Linked DNA regions of Homo sapiens: all the other regions are linked to region 3. A link is a loop called in an ENCODE intact Hi-C map of the cell type or tissue named here. Cell type or tissue: Caco-2. All regions are shown on one strand. Links, peaks and the distances in the headings refer to the core of each region. The heading gives the core; the rest is flanking DNA. Region 1 has its middle 19 kb from the start of SLC1A3-AS1. Region 2 overlaps NIPBL (NIPBL cohesin loading factor). Region 3 overlaps NIPBL (NIPBL cohesin loading factor).

Region 1 (10,726 bases), core at 2,859-7,858, 260 kb after region 3:
CACTTTGTTCGGCTGGGCACATGACTGATGCTCTGTTGGAAGTTGAAGGCTTCTATGTGGCCAGTGCCCAGAGGCTGGTTCTCTTGGTCCAGGAGGAAGGGTGCATGTATGTTTCTTGGTGGGCTCTGTAGAAGCCTCTGTATATTCTGTGACTCAAATGTCCACTTTTTGTGCAATTTCACTTGTCTTGGGTACCAGAAGCTCCCATGGGGAGAGGAAGGAAAAGCCACAGAACTCCTCATTGGAGGATCTCAACCATTTCTTTAAATTATCCTTTCCTAGTTGTCTGCTTATATGGATTGGGGGAAAGGAGAGAAATGGGGTAGAGATAATGTGTTTGCAGAACTCTTTCATCCTTCTCTTAAGACACCAAGCAGATGTCTTGCCTCTAGTTGTATTCAGCTGTCTTTAGTATGTCGGGTGCTTAACATCCTTAGTTTGGGGTCCTAATTGCTAAATCCATTGCAATGGGAAAAGTCCTACTCAATATCATGTTATTTAAGTGTTTTGAGTTGGTTTCCTCAAAAGTAGATCCTGAGACAAGGAGTTTGAAAAGTGATTCCAGGAAACATAGTGGGTAAATGAGGCAAGGAGGGGAGGAGAACCAGTAAAGGGTGTATGGGGGAGAGCAATAGCACAGAGGACAATTGGGACCCAGTCCCTCTGGGAGCCCGCTGAAAGACTGTATAATGCAAGTCAGAATTATCCTATTACAGTGTCACAAGGGGAGAGAAAAGTCGACGATTTACTGACTCCCATTTTTCACTGGCTTTGGGTCTGGGGCATTTGCTCCCTGGCATTTCTGGCCTAACTCTCCTGTGGAGACAAGCAGAGGGTCTTCACATAGGGGGGCCATCAGTGAGCGTAGAAGGAACCACTGAAGCTCAGTGATTTCGAGGGTAAGCTGAGGGCCTGTGCCAGTGGACTGAGAGCATGTGCTACAGAAGGACAAAAGACAGGACGGCAGGGTCTTCTGTCAGGTTGTTTTCTCTTTCAAATTCACTTGGTGTTTCTTACTCTCAGCCCACTGGTTACAAGCATGGGCTTGTAACCCAGGTCTCTAAATCCTGGCCCTGTACTTGAGCCCATTAGCTCTGCGTGATCATGGGAAAATGACCGAACTTCTGTCATTTGTTCCTCATCTGTATCATGGGGGTAGTGACAGCACCTCCCTCTAAGGGTTAGTGTAAAGACTAGTCAGTAGGATTGTGCCTGGCATGTAGTGAGTACTCAATAAATATTAGCTGTGGTTATTATAGTGGACGGGGAAGCGTTATTGAACTAGAAGTTCTTGCCTTTTAGAAACTTTCATTTTATTTTATTTATTTTTTTAATTTTATTATTATTATACTTTAAGTTTTAGGGTACATGTGCACAATGTGCAGACTTGTTACATATGTATACACGTGCCATGTTGGTGTGCTGCACCCATCGACTCGTCATTTAGCATTAGGTATATCTCCTCCCCACTCCCCGCACCCCACAACAGTCCCCGGTGTGTGATGTTCCCCTTCCTGTGTCCATGTGTTCTTATTGTTCAATTCCTACCTATGAGTGAGAACATGCGGTGTTTGGTTTTTTGTCCTTGTGATAGTTTGCTGAGAATGATGGTTTCCAGTTTCATCCATGTCCCTACAAAGTACATGAACTCATCATTTTTTATGGCTGCATAGTATTCCATGGTGTATATGTGCTACATTTTCTTAATCCAGTCTATCATTGTTGGACATTTGGGTTGGTTCCAAGTCTTTGCTATTGTGAATAGTGCTGCAATAAACATACGTGTGCATGTGTCTTTATAGCAGCATGATTTATAATCCTTTGGGTATATAGCCAGTAATGGGATGGCTGGGTCAAATGGTATTTCTAGTTCTAGATCCCTGAGGAATCACCACACTGACTTCCACAATGGTTGAACTAGTTTACAATCCCACCAACAGTGCAAAAGTGTTCCTATTTCTCCACATCCTCTCCAGCACCTGTTGTTTCCTGACTTTTTAATGATCACCATTCTAACTGGTGTGAGATGGTATCTCATTGTGGTTTTGATTTGCATTTCTCTGATGGCCAGTGATGATGAGCATTTTTTCATGTGTTTTTTGGCTGCATAAATGTCTTCTTTTGAGAAGTGTCTGTTCATATCCTTCACCCACTTTTTGATGGGGTTGTTTGTTTTTTTCTTATAAATTTGTTTGAGTTCATTGTAGGTTCTGGGTATTAGCCCTTTGTCAGATGAGTAGGTTGCAAAAATTTTCTCCCATTCTGTAGGTTGCCTGTTCACTCTGATGGTGAAACTTTTATTTTAAAAATAGCAATTATATTCTAGATTGGGTTCTCAACCTTTTGTTCTGCTTTTTTACTGTTCACATTCAAAAGTGACAGTTCTCATTCACTAAACATTGTTAAACGCATGTCCTTCCCCACTCCCTCCTGCAACCCTTTCCCTCTAGAATCCTTGTTTGCCTTCCATTGTCTTACCAGACCTGATTGTCTCCAGCAAGGATAAAGCATGAGGGAACACTTCAAATTGTGTGTTAAATATTGTTGGAAATAGCATGTACAGGTAGTAATGTCATAGTGTGACAGAGTGATAATCTCTTCTTGGTTATGTCCTCAAGCACCAATTCAATTTGGCTCAACTCAAAATATTCATTGAGCACCTGCTGTTCTCCATGATCTGTCTTAGGCATTTGGGACATAACAGAGACAAAGAACAGAAAAAAATGCCTGCAATGTTTTGTTAACCTTAGCCCCTTTAGATGGAACAAATGAATTTTAAAAATTGTAATCATCCTTCTGATAGGGTGAGATGAGGGATGCTCCACCTTGCTTTTCACTGGTACTCACTATGTACAACTCACATGATTAAGTGCCTAGGTAAGGAACCTTGAGTACTTGACAGAATAAATTGAAGTGACTCCAGGCCATTGAGTGAAAGCTCAGTTTGAAAATGTTTAGCTTGCAGATCAATAACTCATGAGAAAGAAACAGCTTTGAAAAAGTTACAGTCTGTGATCTATGAGGGCATTGTGCCCTGGGAGGACTTAATGGACATGTAGGAGGTATGTTGGGTTATTCTGACTGGGAAGACTTCACAGGATTCTTTAAGTAGCTCTGCTGGGCCTCTCTGGGCTTCTAGAACCATCATGTTCAAATGGGAGCCATGTACCTATGATGAATACATACGTAATGTTTTAAAAGACATGTGAAATGGACTCTTGGTTATTGGTAATACATTTTAATTTTGGAACAGATATATGCTGGTTTGGTCTAAAACACAAAATTCTTTCCAGGAGAATGCGTTGTAATGGGCTGTAGCTATTGATTCAATAAATATTGATCCCTACTGTGTCAGAATATATATTCTGTCTCTATATACTTATAGACATATATGTATATGTATGAATCTGTATAGAGAGAGAATACATAAAAAATTGGTAGTAGATACTTAATACAGTGAATTTACTAAACATGCAGCACATACTGTTTACGTTGCTTCTATGATAGTCATTTCTGCCTTGTATATTCTTACCTTGTAGAGTTACATCATTCTTCTTGTTTGGATTTGGGTTCCCCATCTAGTCTCTGAGCTTTCCTGGGTTGGACTGTATAGTCCTGCTGGCTGTGCCTCTCCCCACTCTACCCCTTAGCAGTAATTAGCAGAGAGCTACTACTAAGCATCAAACGGGGCAGACATTTAGCTGAGAGCAGTTACAGTTCTCTAAAAGCCACTGCCTGTTCTGCAATTTTCTAAGGTAGTGTGTTGACACGATGGGAAATTGATAGAAAGACGTTAGAAGAAAGTATAATATGTCATAAGGCAGTCAGTGCTTCCTAAACTTTAACGTGTCTGCAGATCACCTGAGGATCTTGTTAAAGGGCAGATTCTGCCTCACTGGGTCTCCGGCAGGGCCCGTGAATCTCCATGTAACAAGTTCCCCAGTGAAGCCACGGACTAAACTCGGCAGGAGCAAGGGTATGTGTAAGGGCAGCATTGGAAATCAGACCTTTCAAAGGTAAAGAACTCAGGACGCACCCCTGCCCCAACCCTGGCTGCCCACCCCAAGCTGGGCCACCTGGGATGGCACCTGGCTGGCCCCTGAGTACTGTGTGCGTGCGGGACCCACAAGGGCCCGGCCCCTCTCCCTTCCCCCATTGCCCCAGAACCTGCCGGCTGAGCCTGAGTCGGAGCGCAGCCAGGTGAGGTGGGACGTCTCCACCCGCTCCCCCTGAGACCTGGCAGACCGGTTTTACCTGTCCTGGTCCGGAGGAGGCTCCCGACTCCACTGCAGACAATCCCTCCTCCTCCTCCCCGCCACCGTTCTAGTCGACTACTCTCTTCGTTTTGCTACCTGACACTCCCAAAGCCGCAGAAAGCAAATCCCCAGCACAGCAGCTGGTCGAGCACGGGCTCCAGCGACGTGTGTGAAACTGTTCAACCCAAAACACAAACACCAGCCACTGACATGTTTTAAGAAACGCTACAGTTGGATGACTGCGGAACCAAAACAGACCAAATGGGAGGCAAGAAGGGAAAGCAATTGGCCCAGTTCGGTTGTAGCAGCGGCTCGTGTTACACTCCCTTTGCCAGTTAGCGTCGTGGGCGTTTGTTGCTGTGTTAATTACAGTTCCTCCCGGAGTCGGAGGCGAGAACAGCCCTTGTGGAACAGTTTCAAGTGGAACGTTCCACCAGGAAGAAAACAACTGCCTTCCTCCCCAGCTGGGGAGGGATTCCGCCAGCCGCACTCGGGCAGCCCTGCGGTGCGCGCGGACACCTGCGAGCCGGGCACCCTCGCGCCCCTGCAGCGCGGCTGGAACTGGGACGCCGGGCTGGGGGCCGTGCCCAGGGGCCAGCTGCCGGGACGAAATAAAGCCTTGTTGGCTCCCCCTGAGGGACATGCCTGGCACAGCAGGCAGAGCGCACTTTTCAGTTTTCCTGTTTTCTCTAGAGTTCCTGGGAGCTCCCGGGAAGCAGCGGGGCGCGGGAGGAAGATTGTTTTATCTTCGGATGGGCGGGATGAGAATGGGCGCCAGGGATTCAGAACCAATCAGGGACAAACTTGAGACGGCGCAGCAGGGTGGAAAGTCCACGGTTGGACTTGATCCGGTTCCATATCCTACCTCTGCCTCTGATCAAGTGTGTGACTTTGGGCAAGTTGTTCCCAAGTTGCCCAAAGTCGTTCCACTTTTCTGAGCACCGTAGTCTCACACCTACCTCAAAAGATAGGGAAGAGGTCATACACCTATGTGGCATTGGCTACGTTACCGGGACCCTTCTAAACATATGATCCTCGCAGCAACTTTATAAAGAAGTACTTTTTAAATTGCCATTTCACTGGATCTGTTCTGGGTGATAGTTAGTCGTCATCAGAAATGTGATACTGTGGACGGAAGCATAAGGTTGTCCTCCCCTAGTAACAGTGATCTGTATCTCAGGAGGCTCCCTGTGGTGGGGAGTCTGGTGTCCAGAGCAGGGCTTGTGGGAGAGGGAGATGGAAGGGCTGAGTCCTAGAGATGTTAATGAATGTGCCCACGGTCACACAAGCTGATGAGTGGTAGGGCCAGGATTGGAAACAAAGTGGTCTAGTTCCAAAGTCCATGCTGTAAGCACAGCACTAAACTGCACGTTAAATGATAATGTGTATGTAAAGCACCTGAAGAATAGCAGGGAGGTTGGTGGTTTTTATTGTTTCCATTATTACAGACACATAAACATCAAACTAATCCGAACTAGCAAGGAAAGTGGCAGAGCTGTGAGGGTCCAGGTGATTAAGGAAAATCCATCAAAGGCAGCTGGACAGGAAATGAGAAATAGGAATGTGGATCTCAGCTCTAACTCCATCAATGTAGTCATGCCACCATGCAAGGTGTATCCGCAGCCTAGACGTGGTTAAAGATCCTAGAAAATCAATTAGGCCAAGCCACAGGGTGAGGATGGCTCAGCAAGAAGGGTATGAGTCTATGAGTCTACACCAGTCTCCTGTTACCAACCTGTTCTCTATCAGCTACTTAGTCCAAAAATTCTGAACTGTTAGTTTTTCTACTATTTCAAAAAATACATTTGTCTGCAGTGCTATTTGGGCTTCTTAAGAGTAAAATTCTTGGAATCAACTCAAAAACTGCAATCTAAAAACCACGGTGTGCACTAGAAACTGCCATTTATGCACACTTATGGGCTGGCACAGACACCTAAAATAATATATGGGAAGTGCTTCAGAATGAAAGCTCTGGGTAATGATATTTTAAAAGGATACCATACATGTTTTGATTGGAATGATAATCTTCCTGGGAGAATTTTGTCATGAATGTGTGACTTTTGCTCACAGTTTCATGTCCTTCTTGGTAAAGCTATTTTCAGAATAGCACAGGGACAGGGTAGAAAAGGATCAGCCCAGGAAACAGGTGAGAGTGGTACAGTTTCTGCCTATGAAGAATTGCCATGGAGGTGGAAGGCAGGTTTTTGGGTTCTACAGAGAGCTGCCTACTGATTTTTCACCAGGGCAATGCCCATTCATCAGGATAATCCAGGGCTAGCTGTGAATTTTTGCACATGGAATTAGCTTCCTATTGCTGCTGTAACAGATGACCACAAATCTGGTGGCTTAAAACAACCAAATTTATCATCTTACACTTCAGTATGGTAGAAATCTGACAAAAATATGTCTCGCTGGGTGGTAATGAATGTGTCAGGCTGCAGGACTGTGCCCCTTTCTGCAGGATCCAGGGGCAAATCCATTTCCTTTCTTCTCCAGCTTCCAGAGGCTTCCAGATTCTTCGGCTTATGGGCCCTTCCTCCATCTTTGAAGTCAGCAAGGCAGAGGCAGGCATTGCATCACTCCTGAGTCTCTCTTATGCTTCCCTCATCTTCTTTTAAGGACCCTTATGATTATGTTGGGCCCTCCCAGAGACTGCAGTATAACCTCCCTATTTTAAGGTCCTCTGATTAGCAAACTTAATTCCATCTGCAACCTAAATCCCCCTTTGCAATGTAATGTAATAGATTCACAGGCTCTGAGAATCAGGATGTGGACATCTTTGGGGGCCATTGTTCTGCCTGCCACACACCCCAAATGCTCTGGTAACAGGGATAGCCTTAATTCACAAACATATGCTCAGCACTTATTCTCTGAAAGGCACTTACTCTGTGAAAGGTACTATTAGAAGGGGCTTCTGGGTCATGCAGACCTGTGTGTGAATCCTAGCTCTGTCATTTACTAGTTATGTCATTTTAGGAGAGTTATTTAGCCTTTCCAACCTACAATCTCCTCATCTGTATAATGGAGATAATAATAGTACCTACCTTATTGAATTGTTGTTTGCATTAAATGAAATAATGCTGGAAAACACTTAACACAGTGCCTGGCATGTGATCAATATTCAATGAGTGTTTTGGTTATTATTAAGTATCACGGGTTTTGCATTGTGTCTGCCCTTGAGGAGCCTGGGGAGGAAGGCGTACTCACACACGTAGTTGCGGGGTAAGATGACACACAGAAATAGATATGAAAAAAATATAAGAAAAATATCACACTGAAGTGCTAAATGGGTAAGTGCTGTTGAGAGAAGTAGGAAAAGATATTTTTAACAATCAAGAAAGGTCAGGAATGGAGGAGGCACTATTGATGGGATGGGAACTAGAAGACAGGTTGAATTTAGAAAGGCAGAGGAGAAAATGTTGGGCACATGAGCATCTACGTGGCATATTACAAGGAGGCCGTAAATAAGAAGATTGACTTATTCTTTTGTGGAATGGAAGGTTTGTGTAGGGGTTTTGTTCATTCGTTTCCACTTTTCCCCAGAATGTTTAGGGGAAGAGTAGGCTGTCAGACTAGAAGGGACCAGACTGATAGAGGCCTAGAATACTAGGTTGTATTGTTAAAAGTTTTTCCAGTAATAATGGGGAGACATGGAAGGTTTTAGAGCAGAGGTAGTTTTAATAGCAGTGTTTAGAAAGATTACTCCAGGAGTAGTAGATGTAGATGAATTGGTGGTGAAAGAGCCTGGAGGCATGAGGCCTGTTAGGAGATATTTTCAGTGGTCTGGATAATAATGACCAGAGGAGATGTAGTAACCATCAGCCTGGGGAAAGGAGATGGATCAAGAGACACAAGAAAGCAAGAGCAAAGGGCCTTGGTGATATTTTAGATTTGCAGGGAGAGGGAAGGAATGAAAAATTCCTGGAAGGTTAGTGATGACAATAATAGAAATCAGAAATGAGTTCTATTTGCATTTTCCTGTATTTGTTTAAAATGTTGGCAGGACATACCGGTGGCGCGTGTCCAGTAGCCCATTGGAAACGTGGAACTGGAATACAAGGGAGCGGTCATAGTTGAATAATTAGGTTTGAAAGTCATCAGTGGAGAGGTGGCAGCTGTGACCCTTCATCTCTGCCCTGAAGCCTTCCATATGGTCAAACTCGTGTGAGTGCCTGCACTGGTGGCTTTCCAGCAGCGTCCCTCCTTTTTCATCCCATGTTTCCTGTCCCACTCCTTCTTATGGGCTGACTTGTGTCCCAAGTTGAAATTCTATCTCTCAGTATCTCAGAATATGACTGTATTTGGAGATGGGGCCTTTAAAGAGGTGTTAATAATTAAGGTTAAATAATTAAGCCCTAATCCAATATCACTGGTGTCCTTATAAGAAGAAGAAATTAGGACGAAGACACACACAGAGGAAAGGCCATATGAAGACACAGGGAGAACCTGGCCACCTGCAAGCCAAGGAGAGGGGCCTCAGAAGAGACCAACCCCATCTCAGGCTTCTAGCCTCTAGAATTGTGAGAGAGTAAGTTTCTGTTGTTTACACCGCCCAGTCTATGGTATTTGTTAGGCAGCCCTAGCGAGCTAACACACTTCTCCAGGGACCTGTGCCCTTGGATCACCACCCCGTTTGAGCTGAGGGCACTCCCTGCTGCCAGCTTATTCCATTGCTTACATTTTACCAGGTCTGTCTCCCAGCCCCTCATTATCTGGATCTGTTCTGGGTGGTAGTTAGTCGTCATCAGAAATGTGATACTGTGGACGGAAGCATAAGTTTATCCTCCCCCAGTAACAGTGCTCTGTATCTCAGGAGGCTCCCTGTGGTAGGGACTCTGGTGTCCAGAGCAGGGCTTGTGCGACAGGGAGGTGGTCAAAGATGCCTTTCTGAGCACCCGGCTCACAGCTGTTCGAGGACTGTTCTGCCACCTGTTCTTAAGACTGTCTCTGGCAGTGGATTCCTCCATGTGCCTCCCTCTGAAAGCATGCTCAGAACAGAAAGAAATGTGTTCCTCCTCATTAGCAACACAGAAAAAAAAATGAGATTTTATTGCACTTATAATTCATGCTTCTCTCTCTCTCTTTGCATTTAGTAATGATTCTGAATTTCAGTTGGGTCCTGTTTTTCAGGACATAAAATAAAGTGCCATGAAGACCAAGTCAGTGCTCAAAGTAGCCCTCACAAGAAACAAATAGAATGATGTGTTCTCACCACCACCCACAAAGAGCTTATCTATGAAAGGGTGGAATAGCTAGTGCTTGGAAATCCCCCATTAGCTCAACCGGTCAGATTCCAAGTCTTATCTTTTATAGACTTCTGTGACAGTGAGATATTCAGACAGGGTCCGTGAACTTGGTGACTTCTGTGTTCCTTAGGGCTGGCCTTTATGATGGATTGAGGCAGTTATTATCAGGAAGATGCTGATGAACTGTTCTCCATCTTCACAGGAGACAGAATGAGAGCAAGGGGGTGGAAGATGTGGCAAAAAGTCTTGTTAGAGCCTACTGGTAGGGGCCATTTTAGGATCTGACTAGGTTGTTCTCTAGCTCCCTCCTCTGGGAGCCTGCGGTACTACCCAGCGTTCCATTGTCAGTCCATTTACTATGCAGATTATTTTTTTACGTGCCTGTTCCTTCCAATAGACTGGGAACTCCCAAAGGAAGTTCTCTATTTTTGTCTCTATCTTGTCTCTATCTTAGTCTTTCTGCCTCAGCATCTAGCTCGCATCAGGTGAGTCCGCAGTGGATGGGGAATGAATTCATCTATGGGATAACTCACTGTCCCTTGAAAACTTTCTAGTATCCTGGAGATTGTGTGTATCAGAGAGAGAGAGAGAGAGGCTCATGAATAAACGACTCTTGGAAATGACTCTCTGATGGTTCTGTGCAAGATTTTCTTATTCTGGATATCGAAGAACTCTGTAAATACTGTAGTTGAATATCTATCATACGTCGATGATTTTGACATAATTATTGGCTGATTGACTAACAAAGGACTCGGAAACACAGGTAGTCACCAGAGGGAGAAGTGTGGCATCTTCTCTAGAGATTTTTAGGGCAAGAGTTATATTTCTGAGATGGGATGTGGACAAAATGCTAAATGCAAATTTTCCCTAGGACTTAAAGGGTGATTGGAACCATGCATGTAGGCTGAATGGATGAACGGACGGTAGAGCTGCCATTTATTGACTTCTGCTACGTCTCAGGGGCTTTGTACATGCTCATTTAATTCTCACATACGTACTTCTCGAGATGAATATTGTTTTACACCATTTTACAGATGGGGAAACTGAGGTGTAGAGAGGTTTATTTATTCTTTTAGTCAACCATATTCATTAAGTTTGTGCTATATGCTAGCCCAGCCTATATGCTAGGCTCTGGGGATACAAAAGTGGCAAGACACATGTAGTCTTTGGCCACGTGGAGCTTACAATCTAGCAGGAAAGAGAAACATAAAAGAGGTAAGAGCG
Region 2 (10,726 bases), core at 3,743-8,742, 57 kb after region 3:
TATTTAACTCAGAGAATAGGAACCTAAAGAGAGTAATATGCTAGAGGATTCTACTGTGGGCTACCTGACTGTTTTCTTAAGTCCCAGGTGAGTAACAAATAGAGCAGATCCAACCCCAGGCTAGGATTTTTAGCCTAAAAATGACTATGTATTTAGTTACCCATGTATGAACTAGAAGATTAATAAACCTAACCACAAGATTGTGCTTTTCACAGTGACATAAAAATGCACTGAAATGATGTCAAGTAAACACTGGGAGTAAAGGGGAAAGGGCGGGAGAGCAACAATACTTACTTGGTTTAAAGTGCTTTAATTACACGTTGATGATTACTGACAAAAATATTTGATCTTCACTGCTGAACTATGGCTAATTCCACTGGAATCCAAGATTTTGAAGAACAGCAGAGGAATTTGGTAGAAATGAGGTTACAATTTTAGCTAAAGTCACAGCTTTTAATAAATGTAAGTAATCTGTGGAAATGTTGCTACTTTATGTTGGAAGGTGACCAGGGTCCATCAAGAAATAGCGTTCCTAGGATTCTAAACATGAACAAACACAACCCTAACTAACTAGCTATGACATTTTTGGCTCTGGATTGAATAATGTTTTGGACTGCTTGGCTCTGTGAAAGTATATTGTTTTTCGTAAAACTGAAGCTGACATGTGTCTAGAATGAAACTGCAACCAAACTGTAAAGAAGATTTTAATGAGGGCTTTAAAACTGTCACTTAAGGTAGTGCTTTACAATCTGTGATTGGTGACTGATTAGTAGATTATAAAATAAATTTAGTGGGTTGAACACTGAAAGGGATGGAGGGAATAGAACTATAAGAGTATACTGCACAGTGCTTTGTGAGTTCAGGTAAAATGTCTTTAAAATTGTGGGTAAATTTTAAACCAGGCAAAGCCATCTGAGAGTTGCTGATTTGAAAAAATGGAAGAGTGAGGAAAGTAGCCCACCTCTAAGTGGTGATGAGAATAAAATAAAATAATGCACATATATCATTTGACATACCACCTGGCACATAGTAAGTGATCCAGAAAGTTAACAGCATTACTAAACAGATTCGGGAGAACAGATGAAGAACAGGAGTCTTTTCAAAACAAATAGAGGGAAAGGCATCTTTTCAATACAAATAATTCCTACTTCTAAAAGATCTATTATAAATAATTATTTGGCATTCCAGTATATATTTCACCACAGTATTAAAAGTCATAGTCTTGGGCCTGCTCACCTACAATTATTTAAATCATAAGGTAGGAGAAATAAATACTGGCGACAGAAAGCAGAAAAAAATTTAACTGTTGTAATACTAAGAACTAAATCGAACAAAATACATTGAGAAATCATTTATAAACTAAATTTAAGAATGGCTTGAGGTTTAATTAAAAGAATGCTTAATTAGGGGAAGATATTATAGTAAATTATCAATTTAGTCCATTCTAATGAGTCTGAAGGGAACTTTTAAGCATTTGCCAAGATTTTTAAAGACTCCACTTCTTCATTTAATTTCACAACAAAATTTACAACTTCCTCAAGCAAACAAAAGAAGTGCAAATAAAACAGTATCAGTAGGGATTATAATACTACTAAAATTGGGACAGATTTGGAATAAAAGGCATTCTTATTATCTGATGGTAGATAAACTTTCTGGCGGGCCACTTTGCACCCTATAACCAAAGCCTTAAAAAAATGCATCATTTTTTCTCAACAATTTCACTTTTAGAAATATATCCTAAAGAAATAATCATATACATGTTAACATACACATGTAGATATTCCCACAATATTTTTACTTTTAGTGATTAAAAAATAGAAATGGTAACTCATGTTTGCTCAGCACTTACTATGTAATAAATTTAATCCTCATTTAATCCTCATATGAACCTGAGGTGCTAATATTACAGTTCTATTTGATGAAGAATGTGATGTACAGAGAAGATAAATAATTTGCCTAAGGCCATACAGCTGGAGTCAAGATCAGGCTATCTGGCACATGGACACTTAAACTAACAGCTAAAATGTATAACAATATTATTAGTATAACAAATGATGGTACATCCATGAGAGATTACTATGCATACACAATCAATGTACTCAAAATATATAGCCAAGAAGAAAAATATTAATTAGGCTGTGTGTTTGAATCCAAGCTCCCCCACTTACTACATAACCTTGGACAACTTATTTAATCTCTGCACCTCAGTTTCCTCATCTCTGATATATGAGGTAGGTAATTATTATTAAATTTTGTTGTGAGGATGAAATAATATGTGTAAAGTTCTTAGAACTGTGCTGGGCATGTACTAAGTGTTCGTTAAATGCAACAAATGTTATTTGTTATATATTCTTCTGCATCTTACTTTTGCCATGTATATTATCTTAGAAATCTTTCATTTATACAGATGTCTCATTCTTTTTTAAATATTATTTTACGGGTTGATTGAAACATCCAGTTTAAAAGACTGTTAGTCAGTATACTACACCATGTGACAGTGAAGTATGGTGACTCTGGCTTTATGGAGTTAGGATCCTTACTTTATAACCACATTTAGTATGTGATTCACATTTCTATGGCACTTCAATTACTCTTACTTTCTTCTTGATCTGAACTATTGAGCAGAAAGCAAAATTCACTTTGAGGAAAAACAGTTTTGGATACAAGATTACAATGAGTAAGTAAACACCATGGTATTTTTTATGTTAAGTTCATAACCTTTCTTTTCAAAATTTGTACAATGACATTTTAGCAAATGAATCTTACCAAGCACAAACCCCTTATTTTCTCCATCTTTGAATACACTAAAAATGAGCTAAATACATGATGGATGTAAGATACGATTCTGGTAACTTTTCTCATAATAACTATTCAATCTGTCTTAGCAATTTAATAAATTGCTTTAAACTCTACTTTGTGTTGTTTTCCAGAAAAATCTGCTTCATCTTGTCTTCAACATAACTAAAGCATTTTCCTTTTACTATGCTTAATAGTTAACAGTTTAAAATGCTGTATCAGGTTACATAACAGTTCATTCAAACCTGTAAGTACCTCCTGAGTTATAAGTGGCACCCAACACAACATACTATTTCTAAAATATTTAGTCCTTCATGAGGCATCCAATTAATATTTATCTTATGTTACTGTGTCAGACACTATGTATGCTAGGCAAGCAAAGTACAATGGTTAACAAGATGGAACATCCTCTGCCCTTTAAAATTTGAGTTTGGCCACAAGAATGTGGTAAAGGGGGGTACATATTTCAGAGGGAGAAAAGAGAAAGAATCATTGAATTAAAGCCTGAACCAACTTTACAGTGATGATTCTATATTTTAATCTCTCAGCAAATTGGCACTAAAATAAAGAAGAATGGCAAAGATTCTTAAAATTCATGAAAAGATATTAAAGATATATTGCTAACTGAAAATATCAGTGTGCACATCATAAGCTCATCAACCAAGCTAAATACTTTTGCTTAAAACACATTTTCATAAAAATGATGGTCTAGGCATGAAAAAAAAGAACATTATTAAACCTTTAACAATGATTAGGGGTCGGGTATATGCTGAGATGCTGGGGAATTCTTATTTTGGTGGTATTTCTATCTGTACTCCTTGGACTTTTATTATGATTAGAATATTACTTTATGATTCAGGAAAATACTAATATAAACTATGATAAAATAAAAAAATTAGTAAGTCTCCTGTTGCTGCTATATGTACATAGATTTCTCTGAATATTTAAATAATTACCTATGTTAAGCATCTTCTATGAAGTATACTGAGCTAGGTGCTAAAGACTAATATAATATGCAAGGTATATTCATAAACACTTTAGACAGAGCATATGGCCAGAAAAGTCAATTGGAGCCTGCAAGGGAGTTTCTTACATAATGTTGATATCTTTTTCCACATCCTTAAGCTTTCAGTTAAGACTAATTTAATAGTGATAAGGAAGATAGGGTGGGGGAGAAAGAGACAGAGGATGGAAGCAGAAAGTTCTGTTAGAATACTGCAGTACTTACATGTAACCATGGTGTGATTTTGGACTTGTTCAGATTAAAATGCCAGTGTAATATCTAGTTGGAGATGTCTAAAGCAGGAAGTTGGAAATTCACAATCTGACAAAAGTAGTCTGAACTATAGCTATAGTTATGGAAGCCACTTATTGAGGGTTGATAACAGTTACATTATAATAGATCAGATAGGCAAGAAATAAAGTAATGCTGTAGGGGAAATTTTTTTTGGCACTTCTTATGTGTCAGATATTTATATATTCCTTTCCTTAATCATTCCAATATCAAAGGATTGTAAAGATTATCACTATTTCACAGATGCAAAAATTAAGTTTCAGGGCGTAAATACTCTCTCTACAGCTAAACAGGCAGCATGCAGCAGAAATAGGATTTGAACTCAGGTGTTTCTAATCAAATCTTATATTCTTATGTTTGCCTAAAGGACATAAAACTGAGAAACATCTACACTGCTATGGAAAAAAGATAAACCTACAGCAAACAGTAAAAGTTCTTCAAAGAACATAAGTGTCTGTTCAAGGTCTCTGAGCTAGTAATTCACTAGCCAAGACTAGAATATAAGTGTTTGATCTCTAGGTCAGTATTCTTTAAACTATATTGTCACCTTGTGTGATTATAACATTATTTTGAATAAACTGAAATTTCATATATGTGGAATATTTAGCTAATTAACACCTTTGCTAATGTTAATTTTTTTGGTGGTGGGGGAAAGGCTTAAAACTAAGTACATATATGTGTGTGTATATATATACATATACACACACACAGACACATGCATATATATACACACACACACACTGTTTTTGAGCAAGAAAAATTTAATATATAGAATTATTAAGTAGTAAAAAAATGGTTAACTAGAAGGTATAAAAAGGATTCTACAAAATACAGGAATGGCAAATACAGGAAACAGCTACCATCCACATGTTTAAGGGAGGAAAATATCTGAGGAAAATAAGAATTTGGAAAAGCATACTCATCTCACAAGGCTGAGATTCAGACCTTGTTATAGTGTGGCTGCAGCCCAGCCTGTTGGGCAACAGAAAGTCTGCTGGAGTCTTGGTGGGCCAGAAAACTAAGGGTAAATCTGTTAACATACTATGCTAAGAACTAAGGTCAGACCTTAGAATTGCCCTGCCACCACTTGGAGAGATGATTGAAAGCTTTAGTAAAAGAGGAGCAAGATTTCTGGGGGGAGAATGAAAAGGTTCTCCTTGCCCTTTGCTCAGCCTTCTCACATTAAAGAATTTTTTAAAAAGTTTAAACTAGTATATTTTTATTGTCCTGGTTTATATTACATTTAACATTATAAAACACCTAAAATCCTTTTAGGAAATAGGTGGGATATAAATGCTAAATAGCTACACAGGTTAAGTAAATAAATAAATAAATCTATGTGGTACTACTTACTATTTTAAATAGGTCAGTGAGTCCCTAGAGAGTGGCACCTCTCCAGCAGAATCCTTTCACTTCAGTCAAGCCACCTTCAGATTCCTTTTCCCTGCCTGCTATTCAAGAACAGATTTTTCACATGCTATTTAAGATACTTCTGAAAGGATCTTCCTCAAATCCTACCTCAAAAACAAAAAGTTCCCAATAAGCTGCACTGTAAAAATTCTCACTTTCTTTAAAACATTTCTGCTTTTCTAAAGTTTCAAATTACTTCCAATAAATTTTTAAAATGCAAAATAAAGCAAAGTTCTAAAACTCTCTTCAGACACTTGCTTTGCTTCTGGAACCCTGAGCTCTCTGCAGCCACCGCTGGATACCAATAATGTATATGCGTGTCCCAATAGTGTAGCTATATCACATATTTATAACGTGTATTAGAAGGATATATTTACACTACTGAGTACTATTATGCAGAGAAAGAAAAGTTACCACTAAGTAAATAAAGTTGAGATTTAGGGTTTCTCAAAAGCAGTTTATAAAATATGTGTATGTTTGCTGAGAAATAAAACAATAAGCAAAACTATACACATCTATGAACTGACTTTAATAAAACTTCACATAACTTTAAATAGTCCCAGTTTGTTATACAGTTAAATGGATTTGCAGAGGCCTGTAGTTAGTTATGCAAAGTTTAATTGTACCAAACTACACAAAACTACAAACTACCTCAGGAAAAAAATAGTCCTGTGTCCTGGAATTTGATTATTAAAAATTTATTTTTACATAGAGGCTACGGAGGAAATTTCCAAGCGCGTCTATGAATTGTTTGGATTCCTAGTCCACTCCCAACACACCAAAACAAAATTTATTTCTCATCTTCTTTTATATTGCAAAAGAAATAGCCTGTCTCCAAGTCCCTTATATAGGTTGAAACTGTTAAAAGACTGTTTCATACACAATTGTATTAGAAATGCAAAATCAAACAATGACTGTTTATTTCCAAATGAGGTTTAGGTTTTAAAGAACTTAACATTAAGATCTAGATCTCAACGTTTGACCAAAACATATGTGATGATATACAATTAATTTAGTCTGCAATATACAAGGAAAAGGCTTTTATGTGAAAATTACTGAATAGTCCACAAGAGGGCACACTTTCAACTTATGTAAATAAGTGAGAAAATTAAAAATTCAGCTTTGGTTTTTTTTTTACTAGCACATCAAAGATTGGCCAGATTCTTCTGAATTGATTATTCAACAATATTAGAAAGCAAAAGATCCTGAAGTGTGTGGTTTTTTGTTTAAATACTGAAATGGAAACTTTTTGAGATGTACATGTGAAATATAAGAAAAATTTGTGAACAAGACTTCTATATTAATATTAAATTATAAAAGTATGTAATAGTCTTTGCCATTTTGGTTCTGTTAGCCATTTGGAATCTGGCTGCCTTAAGAATCTTTTCAAGAAACTCTGGCTACTTTGATTTTTGATCTTCAGTTCTTCAAGACAATCTAGTACGAAAACATGGAATATGCTTCAGATACTTTAGGAAACTCTCCCAATAGGTAAGATCATTAATAAAGCACATGAAAGAGCAATCAAGAAAAGGTATACGTGGAAGAGATGCAAAAAATCATGGATCACTTATGTGTCATCTGCATACTGATCTCTATCCTGCTCTAACTCATTCAAAAATACCGTTTCAGCAATTCTCCTCTCTCCTGCATCATCAATTTTTCCACATATTGAATAATTCCAATCAGCATAAAACATATATATGCAAATAATTGTCCCTACTTCCAATAAAAACAAAACACAAAAAAACCCCACCATTTATCTTGACCCCTATGATCTCTCTCCAACAATGGCTTAATTTTTCTGTTCCCTTTCACAGCAAAATTCCCTCAGTTGTTTATATTCATCCCTAATTCTTCTCCTACTTTCTCTTGGAACCCACAACCATATGTGTTTTTATTCTCCATTCCACCAAATATCTTGCCACAGTTAGCAATTACATTAAAATTGCTAGATTCAGTGGGCAAGCCTCTCACCTCATATGATTTGACCTAGAAATCAACAAAGTTGATCATTCTCTCCTCCTTGAATAATTCTTTGTCTTCCAGAACAACACATTCTCCTAGTTTTTCTGCTGACTAAACTGGCCACTCCAGGATCCTCTTCTGGTTCTTTTTATCTTCCTCTCCGTACTCTACTGTTGAACTCATTCAGTGGCATGATTTTAAAATAGTGCTTCTGTGCTTCTGGCTCCCAAATTTGTATCTCTAAATCTGACTTTTCTCCCATATACTAGACTCATATCCAATTATCTAATCAATATCTCTGCTTTAGTACAAATTTATTCCCTCTTCCCAAACTGTTCTGATGCTAGGGTTTTTTTTTTATAGTTACATATGGATTTTAGAATCATCTTGTCAGTTTCTACAAAGCTGCTTGGAATATGATAGATATAGCATTCAATCTATGTAACAATTTGAGAACTGATAACCATATTGAGCATTATGATCTACAAACAATTTATATGTCTCCACTAATTTAGATATTCTTTAATTTCACTCAGCAATGTTTACTAGTTTTTGGTCTACGGTGCTTTCACATACTTTTTCAGATTCATTCCTAAGTAGTTCACATTTTTGATGTTATTATAATTGACAAATTTTTGATTTCCAATTGTTAATTGTTAGGATGCAGAAATACAATAGAATATTGTATATTAATTCTGTATCCCGAAAGCTTACTAAACCTTACTTATTAATTCTGGGATCTTTTTTGTACAGTTGGCCTTCCGTATTCACAGGTTCCACATCCATGGATTCAACAAATTGTGGACTGAAAATATTTGAGAAAAAACAATATGACAATAAAAAATACAACAAAAATTTGAAGTTACAATATAACAACTATATAGTTTTCTGTAATAGAAGGGTTTTTTTTTAACTAAAGATTACTGCGGAAAATTTTTTGTTAGGTACAAAATACTACAGTCTCACAGTGAGGTTAGCAAGAATTAAAACTTTTTTTCAGTCCTACTACTGCTAAACCATGTTTCCCTTGCGCTGTATTTGTGCAATTGGTTTCAAAAACTCAGAAAACAGTTCAAGAGAACCAAATATAACCACTAAATAATATAACTAATGAATGTGAAAAAAGATACTGGAATAGCTTTTTAGGGAGGATAATTTTTTTTTTTTTTTTTGAGACAGAGTCTGTCACCCAGGCTGAAGTGCAGTGGTGCGATCTCGGCTCATTACAGCCTCTGCCTCCAAGGTTCATGTGATTCTCGTGCCTCAGCCCCCCAAGTAGCTGGGGCTACAGGTGTGCACCACCACCCCCCAGCTAATTTTTTTATTTTTAGTAGAGATGGGGTTTCACCATCTTGGCCAGACTGGTCTCGAACTCCTGACCTCAAGTGATCTGCCTGCTTTGGCCTCCCAAAGTGCTGGATTTCAAGGCGTTAGCCACCGCACCTGGCCTTTTTTTTTTTTTTTTTTTTTTTTTAAAGACAGAGTCTCACTCTGTCACCCAGGCTGGCATGCAGTGGCACGATCTTAGCTCACTGCAACCTCCGACTCCTGGGTTCAAGCCATTCTTGTGCCTCAGTCTCCTGAGTAGCTCGGATTACAGGCATTCACCACCCCACCTGGCTAATTTTTGTATTTTTAGTAGAGACGGGCTTTACCATGTTGGCCAGGCTGGTCTCAAACTCCTGACCTGAGGTGATCCGCCCCACTCCGCCTCCCAAAGAGCTGGGATTATAGGCATGAGCCACTGCACCTGGCCAGGGAAAATAAATTTTTAAAAAGTCAACTTAGACCAATAAAAAACAGCTTTTTACTAAGGATCTAAGTTTTTAAATTATTTTAAATAGTTCGATTTACAGAAAAAGAAGCTATCAATGGAGAAAAGTGACTTGTGACTCATTACCTACAGCAACCTTTCTATGATTTCCACTGGACCCCTGCACTACATGACAAGTATACAAATTAAGGATGATGTAAATTAGGGATGTATTTTTTTCTAAATTAATATACTCATGGTCAATGAACTAATCATAACATGTAAGTTTTGATAACATCAAATACTATATCCTTTCTGTACATAAACTTTTAAAAATTTAGTTCTGTAATATCAATTTTTCATTAGAAAAATAATTTTTTAAATTTTAAGTGAGATTTCTGATTTATTTAATAATAGAGTTCCACAAAAGTAAACTTACTGTGAAACACAGATTATTAAAAAGAAAATGTAGTAGCCATATATCCCAGAGTAGAAGGCTAATGGAAACAGAATCAAATGACCATGTGTTATAGCATAATTTCTCAGATAATGATTCCAAACAGCAAAAACACCTGAACAAACTCTTTAATTAAACCTGAAACTCTCCAAACAGCATTTTTGGTGGTTTTTTTTTTTTTTTTGGTTCTGGGTTTTGAACGTCTTAGGATATTAACTCAATAGTGATTCCCCTTGTCCATAACATGTGATAGCTGATTGATTTTTTTTAAAGTACCTAAAGAAGATAATTAGGAAGAAAAGCTTTCTTATGTTACAGGAGACTTTTATTGTTGTTTAAGAAAGTGAAGTAAAATTGGGGGGTATAGAAAAGAGGGATATAGAAAGATCGGTTTCTAAAATTATGTTTTAACACAATTAATTATGACATATAAACACAAAAGCAAAACTAGACTTAAAAAGGAAACACAACACTTTCAATTAGAATACTGAATTGCCTGAACTTGAAGGAGTAGTTTAATCTCTCTTTACCTATGTTTTCTTATCCCTGGGAGATGAAACTTATTAAGTGATTAATTTCTTTCTTTTTGATTATCTGGTTTCCTGAATTTTTTTAAAAAAGTAAACCTTTATGTATTCACTATCATGCACTTAATACCTAACACCTACAATAGGGACAACCAGCAGTTGTTGAGGATACAGTGGTAAACCAAATAGACATATCCTCACAGACCTTAGAGTCCAGTAGGGGTGATGAATAATCACTACGAAACATATAATTACATATTTGTGATAAATTCCATAACAGTAACAACAACATTTGATGATACTAACATAGTGCTTAACATATGCCTAGCATTGTTATCTAAGGGATTTATATATTTTAATTCATTTAATCCTTATCTTATGAATTAGGTACTACTTTTATGTTCATTTTAAGACAATAATTACAGAGGCACATAAAGATTAAGTAACTTGCCCAAGTCTGATTCCAGAATCCCCACTCTTAACATTCCAGAGTCCTAGCTGTTTTTTATATGAAAAACAAA
Region 3 (9,979 bases), core at 1,121-6,120:
GCATATAAATTAATTTTGTGTTTTGGGTATAAACATTATGATAGTTTAAAGACTTTATAAATTCTGCTTGCTGCTGTGATAACAAAGCAAAAATTAATGACAAAGGGTAAAATCTTACTTAGTACTAAAATTGACAATCATTCCTAACACCTGCTTTTCGACAACACAGTTTCTGAAACTGAGATTAAAAAGTAGTAATATGCAGACTAATGAAGACTTTTTTTAAATGGATAATTTAAGAACTGACAGAAGACTTTATTTTAATTTACACATCAGCAACTTGACATTGCAAATTAGGAGTAATCTCACTGTTAAAGTAAAAATCCTTCTATCACATCTTTAGTTATGAAATATAAACTATATTACAGGACTACTTCCAATTCAAAGCTTATACCCTAGGAAAACGAACAAAAACACGATATATAATATGTAAAGCAGACAGGGCTTTCTGTTCAGTAATGCCTAAAACCTCACAAAGGAAAGATAAAGTAGCTTGTCTTTGATGCGAACATTGCTGTTTGTTTGGAAGAGTCAGTTAAGGAGGCTCATGATTCATGCCAAACGTTAAGGCTATCCACAACATATTAAATACTGTTACGGTTTTTAGGGATGAAAGTAATTTCCTTAAGACTGAGTCAGCCAGCTCTCCAGAACTCTAGATTTCTGATGATGATTATCACAATTTCTTGGCGAAGTATTTAAGTAACTTGTAGACTAACAATGGAGTAGATTGTTACTTTAGGTTTCTCTAAGCCTTTGTTTCTGTGATGCAAAAAGTAAAGAGAGGGCACTTAAAAATATAAATATATTTAATAATCCAGAAAACAACCACCTGAGATTATTTTTCTACATATTTTATTCCAGAAGTGTCCAATCTTTTGGCTTCCCTGGGCCACAGTGGAAGAAGAATTGTCTTGGACTACATATAAAATACACTAACAATTACGATAGCTGATGAGCGTAAAAAGAAATTGCAAAAAATCCTCATGTTTCAAGAAAGTTTACGAATTTGTGTTGGGCTGCATTCAAATCTGTCCTGGGCCACACGGGCCAGTGGGCCACAGGTTGGACAAGCTTGTTTTATTCCATGTAGATCCCCTAGCAATCCTGTGGCTTTTGTAAACACCAAGAGCATTTCCCTCATAAGATAAAATAAAATCTAGTGCTTGTATATTAAATATATATACTACATACGTATACATGAGAAGTATATATATCAAAAGTGTTCAAAATGGTCATTGCTGGATTAGAATATAGCTTTTTTGGTGCTTTCTGTGTTTTGGAAATTTTCTACAATAAATATGTTACTTTTATAATCAGGCTTTTAAAAATAAAGAAAATTTGGCCAGGTGTAGTGCCTCACATCTGTGGTCCCAGAGCTTTGGGAGGACAAGGCAGGAGGATTGTTTGTTGCCAGCAGTTTGAGATCAGTCTGAGCAACAGAGTGAGCGCTTGGCTCTACAAAACATTTTAAATAATTGGCCAGGCATTGTGGTGCATGCCTGTAGTTCCAGCAGCTTGGGAGGCTGAGGTGGGAGGATCACCTGAGCCCAGTAGTTCCAGACTACAATGAGCTATGACTGTAGCACTGCACTCCAGCCCAGGGGACAGAGCAAGACCCTGGCTCTATCAGGGGAGAAAAAAAAAAAAGGGAGAGAAAGAAAATTTATCAACTCAGAACTTACTAAATGCCTATAAGCATTAGTGTTTGCATTCATTAATGTCAGAGATATCAAGATCAATTTGAATGCACATATAATTCATAGTCCACTACAATGCTAGGAAGGCAAATCCCAGGAAATTTGCTTCACTCAATTAATAAACCATTGCAAGCATGTTGCTACTGCTTTTGATATAAGCATATTAAAATATAGTAACAGCTGGAGTTAACATTTACTGAGAAGTTAAAGTGTGCCAGACACTAAGTGCTTTACATGAATTAATTCTTTAATCCTTTGAACAACCCTTTGAGGTAGGTATAAAAACGGTATATAAGGAGTAATGTATATTAATTAGTATATATTAGGAAATCATAAGGTTTCTAACTATGTTATTTCTTCAGGGAAGCTCAACAAAAAGAATTACTACCTACTATCATCTCATAACTCAAAAACAAAATTTAAACATTCATATACTTACATAAGGAAGAGCATAAACTAAAGAACTGCCCCTTAAATTGACAAACATTTTCATGTCTTTATTATTCTTACTTTATGGCAAAGCTGTGAATTGACAATGTGTAACATTAATTCTGAATTACTAAAAGTGAAGTTCTACTAGCAATGCTAATGAATGTAACTAGTAATTCATGGTAACATGCTCAAATTAACGAAATGTGAAATTTCCCCCACATGAGAGTCATTTGTGAAAAAATTCACATTAGTCCCTCCCTAATGGACAGATGATAGATTCCAAGACCTCGAGTGCATGCCATGGATACTATCAAACCCGATATACACTATGTTTTTTCCTATACATACATACCTAAGATAAAACTTAATTTATAAATTAGGCATGGGAAGAGATTAATGACAATAAAAAACAGAACAATAGACTGTAATAAAAATTATTCACCTACTTTCAGATCACAGTTGACTGTAGGTAACTGAGAAAATGGAAAATGAAACAATAGAGAAGTGGGGGACTACTATAGATCTTAATAACATTAAGGGTAAAATTAACAGTATGGATCTTAAACTTACATGATTTAACAAAGTGGAAAGCTTTGACCCATCCTGAATATTCTTCTCCAAGATATTTAAGACTTTCACAGTTTTGTCAGTTGAAAGCTAAAATAGCAATATAAATTCTTTATCAATCGTTGGTAAAAGTTATATATTATTCAAGAAACAATCTGTACAATTATTCCCTTTGAGCTATGGAGGAAATAGCATTGTCACCCTCTTAAAGAGTAAGAAAACTTTCCCACTTAGAACTTCTACTCAACGACCCTAAATGACTAAAGCAAATGTCAAAGAAAAATTTAATATATTTCTGCATTTAAATAATCTAAATATTTGAGAAAATGAAAAAAAAAAACTCTGGAAAAAATTAAAGTCCATGCCTCTTTCAATGCAGTAATATGATTCTCTTTAGAATAATCTGCAGAATACTTTTTTCTTTTGTAAAAAAACAAAAAAACTCATTTAGACTCTCAGAAGTCAACAATGAGTTTTCTTTTTACTATTTACTTTACATAAATTTTATAATTTACCCTGAAAACCTTAAATTAATTTCAAATGTTTCTATGAAGTAAATTTATAAATTTTACTTTGGTGAGATACCTTATCCATTATACCCATTGCTTTTATTTTAGCAGATTCACTGCCAAGTTCATTAAGCTGATGTTTTCCTAAGAGCAGTTCCTGAGGAATTTCATCATCATCACCTGCAAAATCAAGCCAAACAAACACAAACAAAGTTTAGGTAAATAAAATAGTTCAAAATGTCAAGCTTAACTTTCTAATAAAATTTTTAGACATGCAAACTAAACAAATAACCTAAGACGCCTCTATATATAAACCTCAAGTAAACCCTGAATGAAAAAGGACAGAAATTGAAGTCAGATTTATGACTGAAATGGGAAGATGAGATAGATATCTTATCTTTACTACTTTAGATATACTCTTGACTCTTTCTCAACCACATTCTCTGCCTCAGGAGGCTGACCTGAATGGACTACATCAAGAGTCTCCCATGCCCTCTGGCTTTTGTTTGGGTTTGGCCAGTAGGGTGCCCTGTTAGAAGATCAAAGAGGAGTGTAAGGTCAAAGTATTTATATCTCTTACTCTTTGCTTACAAGGTCTCCTCAGGCTGGCTCTGTCCCCTGACCAAAAGGTATTGCTTCTTTCAAGGCAGCCTACTCTACAACTTTTTTTCCTGCAGAATGAGTTCTGGTGACTTTTCTGTATCCTCACTCTTTTGGTTTAAGGCTGTTAACCCTGGGTTCTGGTATTATTTTGCCTCCATCTTTTTAACTGGTCTCTTTGTAAATAACTCCTCCTCATATTATCCTATTTTGAGAGTGCCCTTTGTACTTTTGGACCCTAAATGATACAGAAGACAATTTCTCAGCACAGAACTGTAAAGTTTTAAAAAAGATGAAACTGACATTCTAAATAATCAGCAAACACAATGATACTCAGGCAAGTAATTCTCACAAAACAAATACTTACTTTACCAGCTGAAGGTGGCATAAGATTGTTAAGAATAGCTCTATACATTGCAAGCAGTGTTTTTATAAACATTTTAATATTTATAGATGTAATCTTTATGTCATTGTAAAAGTAATACATGAATATAACATTAATCCTACTGTATTCTAACTGGTTTACTATTTTGTTTTCCATATTAGAATCTGTATTCCCTAAAGCCAGGTGTTTGGGTTTTAGTTATTTTTACATCTCCAGCACTTAACATACTACTGGCATACAGTAAGTATTCAATAAATATTGGTCATTAGAATAAATGAACAGAAGAATAGATGCTTATTTCTGCATATATGCTCCTATCAGTACCTTCATTATACAGGGCCTTTTCAAGCCTCCTCACCTGCATAAAGACTTTTTAAATTACTCTCACTTACTCATGATTCTTTAGATACTATCCAGACTTGATTAATATATACTTGAGTTTTGTACTAAAGTTTTTAATTTCTTGGTAACAGACTAGATTTGACTTTACAACTAGATTTCAAGTTTCTTGATAGCACAGAGTATGCCTCTGTATCCTCTAGAGTAACTGAGTTAAGCCTTAAGTATTTGTGTATTTATCATAGTTAGGGATTCAGAAAAGAGCAGTTGCTAGTCAAATAACAGACTAGAAAGTTTATCATTGTCAGCAACAAGTGATCACAACAACAACCAGTATATGATTTCAAGGTAGGACACATCACTAGAGTAACTGAGTTACTCTAGAGGATACAGTTAAGACACTTAGAGTATGTGTAAATGTATTTTAAGTTGATTTTACCAAACGCAGTAAAATCCATATCTTCCAAATTATCCAAAATATTCTCTATTGAGGCTGTGAATCTCTTAAAAGTTGAAGAGTCCATCATTTCTGCAAGAGAGAAAAATATATTCATTATTCTCACATTACAAGTAGACATGTGAAGCTGAAGAATATGAATAAAGACAAATTAAATAAACTAACGTGTTACCTTCAGGTGTTAGTTTTGGTTCATATGCTTTCCTTTTCTTCTGTTTTTCTTTTTTCTTCATTTTCCTAGCAACTAAAACGAACAAAAAGAAGTACTGAAATGCAGGACTGACAACTTAAAATAATTCCATTTTTGTTTCTAGTTTTTTTCCTGAACGTTAAAGACTTAAACGATAATCACTGCACATAGAAACTAAGTATTTTTGTCTTAATTGAAAATTAGTTATTAACTCATAAAAAGATATAAAATATTCTTCAAAGTTAAAGCCCTAAATTTAAATTGGTTTATGTAAGAAATCCGTTGACACTGATGAATTACCCTCACTAAGGCTGGGAGGAGGAGAATAATCTTCCATGTCAGAATCTGACGGACTTCGGTTTCGATAACGACCACCACCTGAACTCCTTCTTCCTTCATGAGAGTGGCCACTTCTCCTATGATCCCCAGAGCTTCTTCTGTCACGCTCTTCATATTCCCAAGCTTTATCATCATCTTTTTTATGTCGTTTCCTAGAGGCTAGAAGCAAATCCCCATGACAAATAATTTACCTCATTTAAAAAGATGATTAAAACTTGTACTTTACAAATGAATCACATGGGGAAAAAAATCTTCATTCCATAGGGTCTAGGAAATTCAGTGATTTTGTCTATCCAGAAGTTTAAGTTATGATATAGAAAAAGTATCACTAATTTTAGCACAATCTACCCAGATTTAAAGATCTTTACATGAACTCAGTGTTTACTGCTAATAAATACAGAGAGGAAGGTTCTTGAAATTAAACTACAGTGTTCACTTCAAGGACAGTTATTCAGTAAGTCAGTAAGGGTTATACCTAAACTTCAAGATTAATTGAGGCTGTAAAACAAACTATATTTAGGAATTAGATGAAAAACAGAACCACCTTAAAGCACTTAGATTACTGATGGGGAGCAGGGTTTGGAGGAAAAGTCAACTTTTGAGAAAGTGTTACAGAATATGGGTAACCATGTACATCATCAATTAATAGCTAAGTTAAACCCACAACTCAGCGATAAATTCCATAAGCCCTGGTGACCTAACATGACAAGCCTACTGAGACAGAAAAAACCTGTACAGTTGTAAATACTCACATAATGAATTCAGTTCTTCAACAAAAGTCTTGCTTAAACCCAAGAAAAGTTTCTAAGCTTATGCACGCTTCATAAGCATGATTATGTATGTTACCTTCAATCTTTTCCCCATCATTTTAGCATTCTGCTAAAATCACCCGTACTGACAGGAGCCTTTAGGCAGACCTGGCAAACAGATTTCATCTAACACATCAACTCTCATCAACTGGCAATAGCTGCCTAGAACATTATGCTGAAAATAACCCCAAGCCCTGAGAAAGCATCATAGTTCAGCAAGAAAGACTGATTAGAAATGTCTGCAGTAAGAGCTGGGGGGCACTATAAGTGACAAATATTTACCATGTCTGTTCTAGGATGCAGTAGGTACCACCAAGTTAAAACCAGGGCAGAGAAGTGATGTGTCCTACCTTGAAATCATATACTGGTTGTTGTTGTGATCACTTGTTGCTGACAATGATAAACTTTCTAGTCTGTTATTTGACTAGCAACTGCTCTTTTCTGAATCCCTAACTATGATAAATACACAAATACTTAAGACAAATGTTTTGCTTAAGTCCCCTACTTGGCTTAGATGTAAGGATGCCAACCTCTGGCCCAGGCACTCTATGCTTGTGCCAGTGTCTTCATGTGTGGGTAATAAATGTCTATACTCTGTCTAATCTTATTCTTAAATGCTACCCTAACTACTCCTGTTCAAGAATCTAGGTTGGTTTCTGGTTCTGGACTCTTCTAGCTAATCTATGGACAACATGGCAGGAAAAGGTCATTTTGTTTCCTCTTCTTTACAGTCACAGGCTTGGATAGCAAAAAGGTTCATGTAAAGCACAAATGTAAATGGATATAAATATCTGAGATTTTCTTCATAATTAGGTATGAATTTGGTTATGACGTATGTGAAGAGTGATAGGACTGTTCCTCTTTTATGATTACAGTATGCTCTAGTACATTCCTTTAGTGACAACTTGTTTCATACACTAATATAAGTAGGGTGTGTGTATGTGTGACAGAGAAACAGGTCATTTCTATATATAATTCCTTAGATGTTTTTTTCACAAGTACTGAAATGCCTACATTACAAGGGATGACAACTAATAAGCAAACTTCTTCAGAAAGCACTATTTTCTTATGTGGGCAGAGAAGGGGTCTTGCTATGTTGCTCAGGCTGGTCTCAAACTCCTGGGCTCAAACAATCCTCCCACCTCGGCCTCCCAAAGTGTTGGTATTACAGGCATGAGCTACTGCGCCAGAAATTAGTATTTTACAACCTTGAATATGACCTGCTTTAGTCTTTGTACATTTTAATTAATTTCATAACAAATCTGTTTCAAGCATTCAATCCTATGAGTAGAAAATGCTTGAAGAATCTTATAGTGGTTTGTAATTACATAGAATATGCTGTATTGGTGGTAACTATCCACAGATCTTGTAAATCTTTATTTCACATTCATCAAATTTTAGACAATTTAGATAAAAATGGGGTGACAAATTAAAAAAAAAACAACTTCCATAACACATTGTGTTATAATGAGGTTATTAGGATACCAACTCATTGTGGTTAGCTTATTCTTTCTCCATTTCTCTCATTACCCTGGAATAAGCAGGGGAGGGGAAAGGACTCAAAAGAGAGGTACGTAAAACATGACTTGGGTGTTCTCTATCTTCTCTTTCCAAATTTCACCTATGTATCTCTTGAGCTTCTTACATCACCCCTCTCTCCATTTTCCCCAGGCACCCAGTGACCTTATATTTGTGCTATGGCCATCCAAATCTGTGTACCCCAACTTTCAAAATTATCCTTCAACATTTTCCCCTAACCTTCAACAAAACTATTTCCTTGGTTTTAGATTTTGAGAAACCAATTTGATTAAACTGCTAAGTTTCAAAAATTTTTTTTTCTCTCTCTCAGCAGCATAATGCTTGCAACTTAACGTTCTCATAATAGTTTCACATTTTGTATTGTGCTATATTTTCAATACACTGTTTCTGTTGTGGTGTGACCATTTGGTTGTTTATGTGAACAATCATTTGGACTTCTTTCACCATTCAAATCGGTGCCTCCAGTGTCCACTTTTCTATAGTTACTTGTATAGAAATAAGTGAAGAAAAACAGGAAGCTACTCCTGACATCTCTTTAAAAATCCAGAGAAACTTTCCTTTCTTCTAGCAGTGTGTGAAGCTTAGGTTCTTTAAAATAAATATTACCTTTCGATATAGTTGGGCATAGATATAACAGGGTCCATGGCTTTATAACGAAGCTATGTGCCTCCATAAGATGAGACAATAGCTTTCATGATAGAAAGCAAGGGGAAAAGAATGGTGGCTGCATTGGTGACAAACATGAGGGATGTGTGGCTCTACTCTCCACTATTTTACACTTGGTGGAAATTTTTGATTATGTTATCCTTTCCACTTAACTGTGAGACAGCTTCAGAAATCTTTGCAATTTAGTAATGGAGGCAGTCACTTTCAGTCAACTGGATTTGAAATGTCATTTGAAATCAAACTGGAATTCAGGGACTCCTCCTTCTCGGCTGTTCTAGATATGGGTGATATGTTTATTAGAGGGAAAGAGGCAGAGTGGTAAGGCATGTATATTAAAGGGAATGAGTTCCTGGGCCCCATGTTTCTTTTATCTTCTCATCTTCCAGAGCTAACCACGTCCCCATATGACCAAAATATCTGATTGTAATAAAAAAAATTAACTTTAGCCATTTTAATATACTGTGTGTCAATACATTTCATAATACAATTATAACAATTATACATGATTAAATGTTAAGTTTGCTGTATATTTTATTTCAATTTTAAAACTTTTTTCAGATTTGTTCAGTATTCATAGTCTACTGCTCATAGCTCAAGAGCTCACAATTAAAAAAAAATCAGTAAATTAACATTAAAAACTTTGGAGGAGGTGAAGGGCTTCCATCAGCAATATACATTTAAAAATGGCAGCATGCATCTGTCCTTCCTGCCCTTGCTTGTCACACCTCAATCTATGGACACTAGGTGGAAAAAGTAGAACACTGGTGGTCTTCCCACTTCTTTTGGTCATTATGACTAAGTCAGTTGGCACACAAGTGAAGATCTCCCATAGTCTGTTTCCACTGAATGCCGTTTAAGTCAAACAAGGTTGCTGACCCCTCTTGGCTAGGCTCAATTCTCTTGCTCCAGAAGAAGGAAGATAGGGATAAAAGAGAAGAACTTTTTCAGTGGACCAGTAGGAAGACAGGCGAGGTATAGCAAGTCTAGTGCAAAGACAGGTGATCACAGTGTTGTAGAGAGGTAGCTGTGTAGTGAAGAAGCCAGCTCTGGAAAACAGTGAAACAAGGGAGGAATTCCAGGACACAGCTGGGCAAAAAGGAGAAGCCAGGTCCAAACCACACAGATAATCTGCAATGTGGCTAATCCATTCATAATTTAGTGATAGTATGGTTTTAAATATTTCTTCATCTGGCTATCTCCTACGTGTCCTTCAAGACTCAACTCAAGTGTCACCTCTTCCAGTAAGCATTCCCTGAGCCCCCACTCTGATTTTGATGCCAATCCAATGTGTTCCCATAGCACCCTGGATTTACTGTTATCATTGTACTTTTATCAGCATACTGCAATTATTTATTTACATATTTCCCCCATTAGACTGAAGGCTCTTTGAAGACAGGGGCCATATCTTATTTGCATTTTTACTCTCAGTGTCTAGCATATAATAGGA

What was found. A loop is a pair of places that touch in the nucleus more often than their neighbours do. Peaks named below come from ENCODE experiments on the same cell type or tissue, not always from the same donor. Only the 100,000 strongest peaks of a DNase experiment are listed, where the experiment ranks them.
Region 1: a loop joins it to region 3, with 5 times the contacts of the local background. A loop is called at or near these places in 71 of 110 quality-filtered maps.
Region 2: it touches region 3 in a loop (2.7-fold over the local background); 3 of 110 quality-filtered maps call a loop at or near these places.

What each region holds. Positions count from the first base shown.
Region 1 is chr5:36,738,926-36,749,651 of GRCh38, reverse strand. No RefSeq gene overlaps it. Among named protein-coding and RNA genes, the nearest start is that of SLC1A3-AS1, 19 kb to the right of the region's middle. RefSeq lists a silencer at 4,845-4,934. In Caco-2, for the core only: a CTCF peak has its summit at 4,873; DNase peaks (open chromatin) are centred at 4,251 and 4,941; H3K4me3 peaks cover 2,181 bases.
Region 2 is chr5:36,940,649-36,951,374 of GRCh38, reverse strand. The region is part of intron 1 of NIPBL (NIPBL cohesin loading factor); the gene reads right to left. Among named protein-coding and RNA genes, the nearest start is that of NIPBL, 69 kb to the right of the region's middle. In Caco-2, for the core only: CTCF peaks have their summits at 6,377 and 6,579 (motif pointing right); no DNase peak of the experiment used is centred there.
Region 3 is chr5:36,996,071-37,006,049 of GRCh38, reverse strand. It overlaps NIPBL (NIPBL cohesin loading factor), which reads right to left. Exons shown (of 47, transcript NM_133433.4): 12 at 5,480-5,677; 13 at 5,162-5,233; 14 at 4,972-5,061; 15 at 3,285-3,388; 16 at 2,703-2,789. Among named protein-coding and RNA genes, the nearest start is that of NIPBL, 120 kb to the right of the region's middle. In Caco-2, for the core only: no CTCF peak of the experiment used is centred there; a DNase peak (open chromatin) is centred at 3,709.